Linked DNA regions of Homo sapiens: region 2 is linked to region 1. Evidence: chromatin loops called from intact Hi-C (ENCODE). Cell type or tissue: A673. All regions are shown on one strand.

What was found. Peaks named below come from ENCODE experiments on the same cell type or tissue, not always from the same donor. Only the 100,000 strongest peaks of a DNase experiment are listed, where the experiment ranks them.
Region 2: it touches region 1 in a loop (2.7-fold over the local background); 4 of 110 quality-filtered maps call a loop at or near these places.

What each region holds. Positions count from the first base shown.
Region 1 is chr1:209,856,043-209,864,042 of GRCh38, forward strand. It overlaps UTP25 (UTP25 small subunit processome component), which reads left to right. Exons shown (of 12, transcript NM_014388.7): 12 at 1-1,523. Among named protein-coding and RNA genes, the nearest start is that of UTP25, 32 kb to the left of the region's middle. In A673, a CTCF peak has its summit at 4,451 (motif pointing right); a DNase peak (open chromatin) is centred at 4,479.
Region 2 is chr1:210,120,974-210,128,973 of GRCh38, forward strand. All of the region lies in intron 6 of SYT14 (synaptotagmin 14), which reads left to right. Among named protein-coding and RNA genes, the nearest start is that of SERTAD4, 110 kb to the right of the region's middle. In A673, no CTCF peak of the experiment used is centred here; DNase peaks (open chromatin) are centred at 2,638, 3,498, 3,938 and 4,348; H3K27ac peaks cover 2,343 bases.

The DNA of each region.
Region 1 (8,000 bases):
GGTTTCTTTGTGTTCTCTCATTTTTTCAAAGCTGGGTGTTGGGACCAACATCACCACTGACATTCTGTGGCTCTAAACAAGTCCTCACGACCACTTCTCAGTTTTCTCATCTTTATGAAGTATGGAGTAATCCCCACTAGCCTTATAGAGGGACTGTGTGAGAAGGGAAGAGACTGCTATTGTTTGCCCTATATCCACCTACTTCCCTAGTTCCAGAACGCTGGACTTTAATGAGATAACAAAGTACCTAGTAAAAACACTGCATCATTTTCCATCCCCCACCCCTTGCAGTAAAATGTGGCCCATGAGACAGAAGCACTAACTACTGAGCAGGACTTCTAGGGGAGTTCTTTAAAACTCAGAGGAGCACCACTTTTACCTTCTGCTCTTCCCTTTTTCCTGCCTGGAACGCAGAAGTGATGGCTGAAGCTCCTGAGGCTATAAGCTCTGTACGTAGGAGAGTGGTGAAGAAAGGAGCTTGGTTCTGCAAGGATGTTGTAGAGCTGCCATACCAGTCCTGCATGGTATTCCTGTGCACTACTGTTACGTGAACACACAAACACCTAATTTGTTTAAGCCATTAGGCCAGGCCTCTATTAGCCATTCCTGACTGATACAGAAGACAAAAATGGCATCACAGACTCCTGAACTCCAAAGACACTGCCTATTCTTTCGTCTGTTCTTGGCAAGCACCAACATTGAGACTGTACTTCAGGGTTGATGCTGGCCATTTGGTGGCGTGAGGAGTGGGCACTCACATGTCTCTGCTAGCAGTTCTGACGTGTCCATTCCACACTGGATCCATAGAACGAGGGAACACAAGTGTCTTCTCATAAGATTTATAGAAACAGTGATCGTTGCAGAAAAATAATTAGCAAGAGAACAGACTTCAGCTCTCTGAAGGCTGATGACCACCTGTTTCTCATCTCTTCTAGTGTATGTCAAAGCTAAATTAGGTCAAATAGGAAATAAGTCAGAATCCCCAATTCGATAGAAACTTACAGGTCTTGTGATCTAATCTGCCACTTGATCCGTGAATTACCTATAGGTCATCCCTAAGAGGTGGCCTCCAGCTTCTGCTTGAATTCCTTCAAGGATGGGGTGCTCATTGTGGCTTTTCTAATCATCTCTGATTGTTAGAAACACTGTGAAACTTTTATCCATCAGTCCTGTTTCTGAAGCTGTACGGTACAAATTTTTTTTTTCCCCACTTAAGGCTCAACTATTGGAATACATCTACCATGTCTCCTATGAAACTTGCTTCTCCAGGCCAATCATCCTTACTTCCTTAAACTTTTTTTTTTCCTGAAAAGTTATTCTTTTAATCTTATTAAAAAAGCAACCCATGCCCATTCCACAAATACAAGTGAAATAGTGAAAAACAAAAATCAAACTACATCTATTTGGTGATCATTATTAATGTCTTATGTTTCCTCCCAGATTGTTTTCTGCATGAATAATAACCAACAATGTGTGTGTATGTATATATATGCTTTTGCATTAAAAGGTGGTTTTGAAGGTAACATTTTTTGGAGTACTGATTAAGCGCCAGCAACTCTTCCAAGCTCTTTGCATGTATTACATCAGTTAATCCCTCACACCCGTTTAAGGTAAGCATCCTTATTTTTCCCGATTTCCACACAGGCAGCACAATCCTGAAAACCTACACTGTTTTTACTAGATAATTACTTCTCTAAAAACAAAACAATAAAAGCACTCAATAAATAGTAGTTATTATTACCCTTTTTAATGAAGCAATCCTAATTGTTGAACTCTTAAAAGGACTAAGGGATGGCTCACACCTGTAAATCCAGTGTGTCCGGAATTGGTAGGTTCTTGGTCTCACTAACTTCAAGAATAAAGCCGCGGACCCTCGCCGTGAGTGTCACAGGTCTTAAAGGCTGCGTGTCTAGAGTCTGTTCCTTCTGAAGTTCGGATGCGTTTGGACTTTCTTCCTTCTGGTGGGTTCCTGGTCTCACTGGCTTCAAGAGTGAAGCTGCAGACCTTCGCGGTGTTACAGCTCACAAAAGCAGCATGCACCCAAAGAAGTGAAGAACAAAGATTCCACACCAGGACAGAGTACGAGGAGATGCCACTGCTGGCTCCAGCAGCCTGCTTTTATTCTCTTATCTGGCCCCACCCACATCCTGCTGATTGGTCCATTTTACAGAGAGCCGATTGGTCTGTTTTACAAAGAGCTGATTGGTCCGTTTTGACAGGGTGTTGATTGGTGCGTTTACAATCCCTAAGCTAGACACAGAAGTTCTCCAAGTCCCCACTAGATTAGCTAGATACGGAGTGCTGATTGGTGTATTCACAATCCCTTAGCTAGACATAAAGAGTCTCCAAGTCCCCATCAGATTAGCTAGATACAGAGTGCCCATTAGTGCATCCACAAACCCTGAGGTAGACACAGGGTGCTGATTGGTGTGTTCACAAACCTTGAGCTAGATACAGAGTGCTGATTGGTGTATTTACAATCCCTTAGCTAGACATAAAGGTTCTCCAAGTTCCCCACTAGACTCAGGAGCCCAGCTGGCTTCACCTAGTGGATACCGCAGCGGGGCCGCAGGTGGAGCTGCCTGCCAGTCCTGCAGCGTGTGCCTGCACTCCTCAGCCCTTGGGCAGTAGATGGGACCAGGCGCCCTGGAGCAGGGGCCGGAGCTCCTCGGGGAGGCTTGGGCAGCGCAGGAGCCCACGGCGGGGGTGGGGGAGGCGGCTCAGGCATGGCCAGCTGTAAGTTCCGAGTCCTGCCCCGCGAGGAGGCAGCTGAGGCCCAAGAATTTGAGCGCAGCGCCAGCGGGCCGGCACTGCTGGGGGACCCAGGGCACCCTCCGCAGCTCCTGGCCTGGGTGCTAAGCCCCTCACTGCCCGGGGCGGCGGCGCCAGCCGGCCGCTGCAAGTGCGGGGCCAGCTGAGCCCACGCCCACCCGGAACTCGCGCTGGCCCGCAAGTGCGGCACGCAGCCCCGGTTCCCGCCCGCGCCGCTCCCTCCACACCTCCCGGCAAGCTGAGCGAGCCAGCTCCGGCCTCAGCCAGCCCAGAAAGGAGCTCCCACAGTGCAGCGGTGGGCTGAAGGGCTCCTCAAGCGCGGCCAGAGTGGGCGCCAAGGCCGAGGAGGCGCCCAGAGTGAGTAAGGGCTGCGAGGGCTGCCAGCACGCTCTCACCTCTCACCCAGGACTTTGGAGGCTGAGGTGGGTGGATTCCTTGAGGTCAGGAGTTCAAGACCAGCCTGGCCAACATGGCAAAACCCCATCTCTACTAAAAATACTGAAATTAGCTGGGTGTGGTGGTGGGCGCCTGTAATTCCAGCTTCTTGGTTGGTTGAAGCACAAGAATCTTTTGAACCCGGGAGGCAGAGGTTGCAGTGAGCCAAGAAGACCATGCCACTGCACTCCAGCCTGAGCAACAGAGGAAGACTGTGTCTCAAAAAAAAAAAAAAAAAAAAAAAGGACTAAGGGAGATGATAATATTTTCTTGGGGAGGGTTGTTATAAACATTAATTGAGTTGTTTGTGTGCCATCCTTCTGGATGCCAAGTCTCTGTCGCCCAGGTTGGAGTGCAGTGGTGCGATCTCGGCTCACTGCAAGCTCTGCCTCCCAGGTTCAGGCCATTCTCCTGCCTTGGCCTCCCGAGTAGCTGGGACTACAGGCGCCCGCCACCACGCCCGGCTAATTTTTTTTTTTTTGTATTTTTAGTAGAGACGGGGTTTCACCGTGTTAGCCAGGATGGTCTCAATCTCCTGACCTCGTGATCCTCCCGCCTCGGCCTCCCAAAGTGCTGCGATTACTTACAGGCGTGAGCCACCGCGCGCGGCCACCACCAAGTGACATTCTGAAGGAGAATTCAAGCAACCTGAAAAGCATAACGTCTCATATGTCAGGATCATTTAAGGCATATTTTTCACTCCTTTGCTGCCCCGTTTATCCTTGGTCCATTGAGGTTTGCCCAGAGAGATTAAATTCTTAGTGTCAGTACAAATAAAAATTAATTTTTTTTTCTTGAAACACACGCATGCACAGAGAAGCAGCATAAGAATGCGTGAGTACTGAAGCCAAGCTGCCTAGGTTCAAATCTTTGCTTTAATATTTTCTAGCTGCGTAACTTTTGGCAAATTCCTTAAACTCTCTGTACCTCAGTTGCTATCTGTAAAATGGGGATGGTCATCATAATACCTGTCTTCAGAGTTACAATAACTAAGTTACTTAATCCATGCAGGGCACTTAGAACAAGACCAGACCTTCTTTTCCACGTTACAAAGATTAGTAAAATTTTAGAAAATTAACTGTTATTTTGTATTATTCTTACTTATATGCCTCATACTCTTCAAAGGAAAGAAAAGAGATTTTGAGAGAGAATGGTTCAGAAAAACAGCTGTAGGGATCTTTTTTACTTAGCAAATTCCAACTCTTAGGGGTGAGGGCGCTTATGCGTTAGGAACACCAGGTGGCGCTGTAAACAAGTACAGTAAGGAGATCTGCACCTCCCCTCGGGTGCCGGCCTTGGGCTGTGGGGCTTGTGCCTGGCAGCTCTCAGAGCTGGAGAAGACAGAGACCTAGGCCTCTTTTTTTTATTTTATTTTATTTAACAATTTAAATACATAGGAAATTAAGAAATTCAAAGAGTTACAAACAACTGTGATAGAATTTGTTTATAAGTTAACACATTAAAATGATTTCATAATCGTGTATTTATTTCAGGAAATAATTTTATGGAATAGTGAACATTACCTTTTAAGAAATGGAAAATCTCCAATAGGTTCTATGGCATATTTAAACTCACAACTAATTTCTTAAAAACTAACTTAACAAACTCTAAATGATAATAACTGTGAGTAGCTTCATTTGGTTATTCATAACCCAATTCACAACCAAATTTACATATATGAGGCCCAAGCCCAACAGCCCCCTGGCTCCCCATCACCACACTCTGGCTACACCTTTCTGCAGAGAAGAGATTGACCATAATCCCTTTAGAATTGTGGTTTCTTGTCTAACCTTTTTCCAGAGGGGTTAGAGTTTTTCTCAGAGACGGGGAGATTTTCTCTACTGGGTACTTCCCTAACTTCTTTTCCATCCACTGCCCCCAGGCCTAGGTTGTCACTTCCTTCCTTCTTGAGACTATCCACTCCCGTACCTAGGCCAGGGTGGATGTCCTCACACTTGCCCTTTGGTCCTCCTCTTGGGAACAGTACTTCCCATGCCAAAAGACATCAGGAAATCATGGGGAAAGATAGGTGAATTAATATTTATGGAACACCTACTGTGGGCCAGGCACTGTTGTGGGTGCTTGATGTACATCAGTCATCTCACAACAACCCTTAAAAGCCAGCTGATTGCTTATCACCATATAGCAGGGGAAAAACATGCTTAGAGAAATTGGGCAGGTCTCCCAAAGTTAAACAACTGGCTAGTGGCCAATGCCACATGTTTTTTTCTGAATCCCCATGTGATTGAATCCAGTGGAGAGGGAGGTCAGGACCAGCCACTCAGATGGAGATGAGTCTGCAAGGGAATTTCTCCCTTTCCATCTGTGTCCGAGTCTTGTCAGTTTTATCAACCCACTGCCTCAAACGTGAGCTCACCTCTCTAACTTCCTTCCCACAGCTTTGCTTAGTTCAGACCTTCATTAGTCTTCATGGCATAATCTACACTTTACAAACTGATAAACTAGGCTTTTAATCTCAGCTTTACCTTTTACTCCCAGTAAGTTACCTTTGCTTACCTCAGTTTCCTTATTTGTAAGGTAGAGATGATTATGTCTTTCTTGAGTGGTATTGTAAGGATGAAATGAAACCACATACATTAGAAAAGAAAAAGAGTCTCCTTCTCTCCCTTTTCCTTGGTCTGAGCATTGATTTATCCATTCTGTGAATATGTACTGAGCACCCACGATGTGCTAGAAATTATTTTAGGCACTTAGGACACAGCAATGAATGAGGCACACATATTTCCTGCACTCATAGAGTTAGAGTGCATAGTGTAGACAGAAAAGAAAGAATTAGAGGCTAGATAAAAGTACAATTTCAGATGGTGCTAAATGTTGGAAGAGAATAAAACAGGGTCAGGTAATAGAGATCTTTGACCATCCTGTTTCCTTTGTCCAGAATGCCCAATCACTACTCCTCCCCTGCTGAACTTCTCCTCTCTCAAGGCCCCCTTCAAATGATAATCTCTGTGAAATCATCACAGCTCGCTATGAACTTTAATCGTGCCCTCCTCTAGACTTTCCCACTGGTTGTCTAAATCCACCTGCGAGGCTGAGGACATTCACTCATATCTTACTCATTGTTTCATTCTGCACACCTTTGTCCCACCCTCAAGCAAAGCTCCACGAATATACTGAAGAGGAAAACTGACACTGTAACCCCAAAGAACTACCTGATACCTTGGTTTGCGAGTGGCAAATCCGAGAGTGAGGAGAAAGGGGACAGGCATCCTGGTACCTCCAGATGGGGACAAAGGAACAAACTTCCAAACAAAATGAACCATTCCCCTGGGATGTGTATGTGTTTGTGTGTGCACACACCCATGTGCTCATGACTGTGTGTGGTGTGTGTGCCTGTCTGTCATAGAGGCAGGGATGAAGACTGATAGGCGGGAAAATCTAAATCTAGCAGGAGGGATACTAGTTCTTTTGTTTGTTTTTTTCCTAAAAGGCTTTAGAAGCCTTCCTGCAAAAGGCTGGATTTCTGGGAGCCACTTAAATGAAGGCATTTTGCATATGAAGGACATGCAGAGTCTGAGTATGGTCACCCGCCCCTCACTGCCCGCAGTGAGCCGTCAGCCACCCGCATCACCCCAGCTCCAGCACCACAGTAGCAGACTGATCCTTTTTAATGAGATGCTCAGAGTCTGAGCACTCCTCCTCTCTGGGGTCCTAATCATTTCTCAGAAAGTGGCTGCCCTGCACCCTGGAATTCACGTTTTTTGTTTCCCTTTCCACCTCCAGCCACAGGGTGAGGAGGTGTCAACAGGAGGCGAATGGCTGTGGAACACCTGTCACAGAGTTCTTCCCATCCCCTGTGGGTGGGCAGGGAGATATCCCGGTTTTGTTCTATCTGTTATGAAACCTGCGGAGAAAGCTAAATCTGGCTGTACTGACTTAACTCCCGGGTCGAAAAAAGCTGCTTGAGAGTCTTGGGCACGGAAAGGAATCGAAGCCAGCAGCCATCATCTGTAGAGCTGTGTTTGTTCCCCACAGGAACCTGAACTCAGAGGAAATGCCAGCTGAGTTCTTCTTGCCCCATCTGTGACAGAATTCCAGCTGTTCCACGATAGCAATCTGGCTTGGAGAGTGTAGTGGCTTCCCTACACTCCATCAAAACAAAGCAGGGTGACTTGTGAAGATACTAATTTTGGCTCCATTTTTATTGCTCTAAATGTTTCTGCAAATTGCTACCAAAAAGTTAACCAGGTCTTGTGTTCTTTGCCTTGGGGAGCTTTGGGAGAAGGGTGAACAGCATTTTCCAGGCCAAGAGAACTTTGTTGGCGTGTCATGTAATTAGAGGACATTGAAGCTAGGGTGGAGGAGGGGGAGACAGAAGCAGCCAAAGGAAAAGAGTTTTGAGGCTTCTCCTAGAACAGGAGGGAAGGGTATTGCAAAGACCTTCCTGTCCAAGCATGGCACAAAAGCCATGACATTGCTCCCTTTAAGCACTCATAGAAGTTTGGAAAATAAACAGATAAACAGGTTAATGGCAGCGAATCCATAATGGTCTGCAGCAACCTCAATTCTTGCCTCCTCAGAAGAAAGAATTCAGCTGAGGGGCATAAAGCAGAAAAGGAGACCAAGCCAAGTTTTAGAGCAGGAGTGAAAGTTTATTAAAAAGCTTTACAGCAGGAATGAAAGGAAGGAAAGTACGCTTGGAAGAGGGCCAAGAAGGTGACTTGAGAGATCAAGTGTGCAGTTTTGACCTTTTGACTTGGGGTTTTAGACGCTGGCATACTTCTGGGGCTTTGTGTCCCTTATCCCCTGATTCTTCCCTTGGGGTGGGCTGT
Region 2 (8,000 bases), 260 kb after region 1:
TCAAGACCAAGTTTATGTTTGCATTTGAGGGTTGGTATAAAGTTGGGAGCATCTGCAGTCTCTGGATTCACATCATGGATCCCACTTCATCCCAACTGTGTGTCCTTGGGTGAATATTCAGCCTCTCTGTGCCTCATTTTCTTCATTTGTAAAAAGAGATAGTAACGATAATAGCTACCTTATAGATTTTTTGTGAGGATTAAAGGAGTTAGTCCATGTAGAGTCCTTAGAACAGCAGCTGACAAAGAGTGGGAACTTGCTAAATGCTATTTTTATTTGATCTTATCCATGTATGAATAAATTTAATGTTCTAATTTTGTGGTAATCTTAATTAGATACTAGTCCGCAAGTAAAAAATCTTTGCATTGTATTTTTTCAAGTTTCAAAATCAGAAGGGACATACCAAGCTGGAAAAGAAGAAGGTAAAAGTACCGTTATTACAACAGAAGTAGCTAGTAATAACTGTTTTCAGGAACTAAATATAATTCAAGCCTCAAATGTTTTTGAGATACAACTTTTTGGAAATATATTCTGAGTAGGGCCAGGCGCGGTGGCTCACACCTGTAATCCCAGCACTTTGGGAGGCCAAGGTGGGCGGATCACAAGGTCAGGAGATTGAGACCATCCTGGCTAACATGGTGAAACTCTGTCTCTACTAAAAATACAAAAAATTAGCCAGGCGTGGTGGCGGGCGCCTGTAGTCCCAGCTACTCGGGAGGCTGAGGCAGGAGAATGGCGTGAACCCAGGAGGCAGAGCTTGCAGTGAGCCAAGATCGCACCACTGCACTCTAGCCTGGGCGACAGAGCGAGACCCCATTTCAAAAAAAAAAAAAAGAAGAAAGAAATATATTCTGAGTAATTATTAAGATGACTGAATTATAAATATTCTTTAAATAAATGCACTTTTATTATTTTCAGGCATGCGTAGTAACTCATATTACATTGATACATATCAAGCAGCTTAAACCAGGCTATTCTGAAGTAACAAATCCTGAAACTTTTTTTTTTTTTTTTTTTTTTTTGAGACGGAGTCTCGCTCTGTCGCCCAGGCTGGAGTGCAGTGGTGGGATCTCGGCTCACTGCAAGCTCCGCCTCCCGGGTTCACGCCATTCTCCTGCCTCAGCCTCCCAAGTAGCTGGGACTACAGGCGCCCGCCACTACGCCCGGCTAATTTTTTTGTATTTTTAGTAGAGACGGGGTTTCACCGTTTTAGCCGGGATGGTCTCGATCTCCTGACCTCGTGATCCGCCCGCCTCGGCCTCCCAAAGTGCTGGGATTACAGGCGTGAGCCACCGCGCCCGGCCCAAATCCTGAAACTTTTAAATGCCCACAACAAAGGTTTATTTCTTACTTATGCCACATGTTTATTGTGGGTCAATTATGGCTCTATTCCATGTTTTCTTCACTGTAAGATCCAGACTGATTGGGCAGGTTCTTTCTGAAACTTTCTTGGTTGTCATGGCAGAGAGCATAGAAAACTAATCCTTGTCTTTTAAAGCTTTTGCCCAAAATTGACACATGCCACTTCCATTTACATTTCATTGTCTAAAGCAGGGGTTGGCAAACTTTTTCTGTAAAGTGCCAGAGAGTTCATTTTTTTTTTTTTAGGTTCCACATATGGTCTCTGTCGCATTTTTTTTTTTTACAATTCTTTTTAAAAATGTAAAACCTTTCTTAGCATGCTGGCTGTACAAAAAAACAGACCACATGCCACATTCAGTTTGCCTCCTGTAGTTTGCTTACTTCTGATCTTAAAAGCAAGTCTTATGGCCAAGCCTGGGATCAACAGTGAGGGTCAGTGAATAACTGTAAACAATATTCCATACCGTGAATTGTAAGATTAATATAATCTGTATATTCACCTTATGATTTGCATATCAGTCAGTAGTTTGTAAATAAATTTGTGCTTTTATAGTACATGAATTTGCTCTCTTGGGACATTCTCTTTTACATCTTACTTAAATAATAGATTTGCATAACAAAGCCTTTCCTAAATACTCAACTGTGTCCAGTTATCACAGTTCCTGAATCCAAGTGTTTAATTTATAAAAATATTATTGAATGTGAAATACTTAAATATCTGACAAGTCGTAGTATGTGTTAAACAAGTTGGCCTGGACTGGCACTGCCAAAAGAAAATGCAAGAAAGAGTTTATTTTTACAGTTAAAGATAGTGGATTAGGCACATATAATTATTTATTCTTCCTGTAATCTCCACTGAAATGATAGTGTCATAGTTTACAACAATAAATACATATATATATATACATTCACATTTATACCCATGAAGTCTAAATAGCTGGAAAGAGGGCATCAGCAGATGAGACATACCACCTTCTGAAGACATTGTGGGTGGAGGCTGGTAACTGACTCTTTAGAAAGAATGGAGATAACTGAGCATAAAGTGCACACAGAAGGAGAGAACTAATCTGATCACACACCCATGAATACTACCAGGTACAGCATGGGGTAGCATGAATCTGGGGATTAAAAACAAGATAATCACTAAAAGCCTGTGAGATGTATAGTTGTATTTCCATCCAACATGAAGAATAGTGTCAGGCTTGTGTCTAGCCCTTGGGCAGTAAATAGCATAAGTTTCTTCTCTGGAAAATCTCAAGATTCCAAGCAAAGATTGCCCCATACTGACATTTAAGAGTCCCCAGGGAAATTGCCTTATCTCCATCTAATCATGTTTATGCCTGTCAGTGAACAAGTTGCATTTAAACGTTTAGAGTTTTTTGGGGAATGTATTCTTAAATATAAACAGGCAATCATGGCTGAGGAGACACTAAGGGAAAGCCTCCACCAGGAAAGAGAAAATCCAGGATAAACAGAAAATAAAATTATGCAACAGAAAGGGTCCATAATGGAAAGATGACAAGAAAACTAAAAACTAATTTTAATTAGTGTTTTCAGAAAGATGTGAGAAGACAAATTTTTTTAAAAGAGAAAAAATGCTCAGAAAAAGGAACAGTCATAGAAAAAAGGGTCTCTTGTAAATTACAAGTATGATCACCAAAACAAAGCAAATAGTAGAAGGGTCAGTACGAGGATTGGCAAACTATGGCCTTCCACCTGTTTTTGTAAAGAAAGGTATACTGGAACCCAGCACTGCCTATTTGTTTTCATATTGTCTATGGCTGCTTTCATGCTACAACAGCAGAGTGAGTAGTTATGACAGAGATCATATGCTCATGAAACCAAAAAATTTACTATCTGGCCCTTTACAGAAAAAGTTTGCTAACCCATTAATTAGAAGACAGAAATGAAAAAAAAAAATAAATAAATAACTCCAGGAAATATAAAAGGAAAATAGAGTGGAAAAGAAACAGATGGAAAGATTTAAAAAAGGATTAGAGATTAGACAATCCAGGAGGATTTAACATATGACTAACAGGTGATTCATAAAGAAAGAAAACAGAGGGGAGGAAGTTGTATTAAAAATACAAGGCAATGTGCCAAAGCTGAAGAGCTTGTCTCCAAATAAAGGATCTGAACAATAAATGAAAAAATCCAGACCTAGACACATCATTGTGAAATTTTAGAACACCAGGGGTAAAAGAAAATCCGGAAAGACCCCCTGATGACATAAAAATTAGAAAGATCAGAAGGGCATCAAACTTTTCAACTGTAAAGCTAGATGCAACAAGACAGTTAAGCTAAGGCTTCAAAATGGTAAAGAAACTTGATTTTCACTATATGAAGTGTTTCGATGTATAATCTCCTTAAATTCTAAACACAACACTATTATGGGTAGGTGTCATTATTTAATCCCCATTTTACAGATGACAAAACTGTAATTTTATGACTTTGACTATCCCAAAGTCACTGTGTTACATTTGATTGCTTGGCAAACTACAAATATTCCCAGCCCTTTCTAGTTTTTTTTGTGTGGTTTTTTTTTTTCCTGTACTTCAAGAGAAATATGTTTGAGATTCTGTAGCATTCTGGATGCTAGTCAGGTTCCAACAATTAAACACATTTGTGCATGATTTGCGAAGTTAAAGTGAAGGCAGAGGCCATTTTCTTACTGCTTCAGGCAGGCAAGTTCAAACGAAAGATGTTTTTCCTCCTCCAGTAACATTCTTTTTCTTTTTTTTTTTAGATTCAGGGGGTAGGTGTCCATGTTTGTTACAAGGATATACTGCATAATGCTGGAGTTTGAGCTTCTATTGAACCCATCACCCAAGTAGTGAGCATAGTACCCAATGAGTAGTTTCTCAATCCTTACCCCCATCCCACCCTCCCCCCTTTTGAAATTCCCGGAGTCTGTTGTTTCCATCTTTATGTGTACCCATTATTTAGTTCCCACTTACAAGTGAGAACATATGGATTTGATTTTCTGTTTCTGCGCTAATTCACTTAGGGTAATGGCCTCCAGCTGCATTGGTGTTGCTGCAAAGGATATGATTTCATTCTTTTTTAGGGCTATGGTATTCCATGGTGTATAGTAGCTAGTTTACCGCTTCATGTGCACTAAGAGGTAATTGCAATGGCCGTGAAGACTTTCTGATCTCTTGATCAAACTAAGATAGTATGTTTTTTAAGTCATATCTTCCTGCCTTCCCACTACTTAGTAGCTCCTTTGGGGGATCAGCTTTTCAGTGTTCTAGGAGTCATTTCTGCAGAACTAGCCTAAACCTTGCTACTCCAGCTCTTCTAACAATTTTGTAAGCACCTAATTTTCTGAATTAAATCTCTTTCTTAAAATACCCAAAGTGATTTCGTTTTCCTTCACTGATTCCTGACTGATGTAGTTCACAGAAGTTTAGTATTAATGATAGAATAAGAGGTTTTCAGATTTTAAAATTATATCTAGGCAGTCCATGCTATACTAAAACACTGCCAGTCATAACCAGGGTTTGATTCTAGTTAAAATGGTTTCTTAACATATAATGTCTAAGAATAATTACATTAGTGGAAAGAGGTAAAGAAAGGCAACGTCCAGCCAGGCACGGTGGCCCATGCCTGTAATCCCAGCACTTTGGGAGGCCGAGGAGGGCAGCTCAGGAGGTCAGGAGATCGAGATCATCCTGGCCAACATGGTGAAACCCCATCTCTACTAAAAATACAAAAATTCACTGTGTGTGGTGGTGCACGCCTGTAATTCCAGCTATGCGGGAGCCTGATACAGGAGAATTGCTTGAACCAAGGAGTCAGAGGCCACTGTGAGCTGAGATCACCCCAGTGCACTCCAGCCTGGCGACAGAGTGAGACTCCGTCTCAAGAAAAAAAAAAACAGAAAGGCAACATCCACTTACTTTCTTCAGCTTGAAAAGTGCTTCCGTGTACTGGGTGCAATTTTAAGCATGATATATATTAACACGTTTACCCCTGAGATAGGTACTATTATCCTTAATTTATGGCCAAAAAAAAAAAAATGCATAGAAAGGTTAACTGAATTGCCCAAAGTCACATGCTTAAGAAGAGGCAGAGTGAGGATTTAAATTCATCTGTCTCCACAGTCTGTTCTTTCAGCTATTCTATACTTTATCATTATATCTTTGTAACACTAAATTTGACCTGAAAGGGGGTTAAATTTGTCTGGGATTGTTGATAGAACCAAGTTTAAAGTATGAACATGTTTTTATTCCCATGTAATTTGTTTTTTATTAGATGTGAAAATCTTTCAGAAACCCTAAAATGTCAAGATTGTGATTTTTAGGACAAAAATACAACGTAAAGTAGATCCAGAAATGAGAACTAAAAGTACTCTTTTCATCATCGGTACTGGTATGCTGCTGAAAATATATTATGACCAAAATAATTTTATGAAAAAGTGCTGAATTCTCTCTTTGTGGATCCTTGCCATTTCTTTTTAAATTTTGGTCCTTTTGGATGTTTCTCACCATTTTCCTCTGAATCTTTTATGGTTCTGTACCCTAGGATGTATCATGAAATATGTTAACTCACTTAAAATTTCATAGCTCTGATCAATTTAACAGTTTACTAAATTGTGTGAGTGACATATAGAGAAAGAAGTAGAGGCTTTTGATAATGTTATGTTCCTTAGTGGATGGGGTTCTATGGCTGTTGAGTGGGCAGGGGCTTGGATATTTAAAATAGGAAAAATGGTAAAATGTGCTTTCACAGGTAGTCCCTACCTAATGAATGTATTGTGGTCCCATACTCATTTATAAGTTAAAAGTTCATTTGCAAGTCAGCATGTAGAAGTTTGAACTAAAGCTGAGTATTATAAAAGCACTAAAGATTCTAGGAGAACGTAAGTACCACTTAGACTTTATTTTCATTGGATAATGAGGTAGACATATTTCCCATTCTTACCCTCACTCCCAGGGCAGTGGCTTGAGCAATCTATAAGTGGAGATCCTCAGGGAGTTGCTAAGGAGACCCTCTATTGAGGACTTTGGCGGGGGAGGTGACAGTGTAAGTATGGCTGTGTTGGTGGTGGCTACAGCAGATGCCCTCAGCAAACTTCCTCTTAGATTCCATTGGCTAGGATTTGGTCATATACCCATGGCATCTGCCAGAAAGACTAGAAATGCAAGTGCTGGCATTTTTAGTCTCCAAAGTAGGAGGAGAGCCCTTCCAACAAGAAATGAAGAGGTTGGCAGTGGCTGTTGAGCAGGCAAACAACAGTGTTCACTGTGACTTACAACCAGGAATTTTGGTAGCGGTCTTCAAATTCATGCTTTAATATGAAACTATCCTTTTGGATGAATGTACCTAAAATGAATAATTTCTCCTTTAAGTTTCTCCTCTCTTTCCAAGTATATAATATTTTATTTTTAAAATTGGATGATCAGGGCAGGGCACAGTGGCTCACTCCTGTAATCCCAGCACTTTGGGAGGTCGAGGTGGGTGGATCACCTGAGGTCAGTAGTTCGTGACCAGCCTGGCCAACATGGTGAAACCTCGTCTCTACTAAAAATACCAAAAATTAGCTGGGCATGGGGGCGGGCGCCTGTAGTCCCAGCTACTCGGGAGGCTGAGGCAGGAGAATTGCTTGAACCTGGGAGGCGGAGGTTGCAGATTGTGCCCAATATCGCGCCATTGCACTCCAGCCTGGGCAAAAAGAGAAAATCCATCTCAGTAAAATAAAATAGGATGATTAGATCTATGACTATTAATTATTTTCAAGGTAGATTTTTAAGGCCAGGTATGGTGGCTCACGCCTGTAATCCCAGCACTTTGGAAGGCTGAGGCAGGACGATCGCTTGAGGTCAGAAGTTCGAGACCAACCTGGACAACACAGGGAGACCCAGTCTCTACAAAAAATGTTTTAAAAAATTAGTTGGGCATGGTGACACATGCCTGTGGTCCCAGCTACTTGGGAGGCTGAGGTGGGAGGATTGCTTGAGGCTGGGAGATTGAGGCTGCAGTGAGCCATGGTCACACCATTGTACTCTAGTCTGGGTGACAGAGCGAGACCCTGTCTCAAAAAAAAAAAAAAGTAGATGTATATATGTAGCTCTTCACTAGTAAACAGCTATCTTATATTGTAAATGCAAACAAAAGTTTGCAACTCATATACAATATTTATTTTTCCTTTCATCTTCTTTTAATAAGAACTTAGACTTGTTTACCTTTGGAAAATATTTTTCACTTTTATATTACATTAGAAATGCCACTCTTTAAAAATCAATATTTAAAATGCAAAATTAGTAGCTGAAGTGTTTGTTCTGAAACAGATCCACTACCCTCTTATGTCCTACAGAATTTCTGAGTAAGCTCTACCAATCATTTGCATCAGAATCTTATGGAATACGAACAGTGTCTATTTCGGGGACTCAACACTAGATCCACTAAATCAGAATCACTGGAAAGCAGCCTAGGAATCTATTTTAAACAAATTGCCCAAGTGATAGTAGCATACACTAAAATATCAGAACCACTGATACATAAATTGTTTTCCCGAAGAACATTGTGGATATGAGTGAGTTGAAGTATATATTTTGGAATAAGTTCTGAGGACATATTTTGGTCTGTTTTTTTGTGTTTCATCAGATTTTTCCATCTTTTACTGCCTTTGTTTT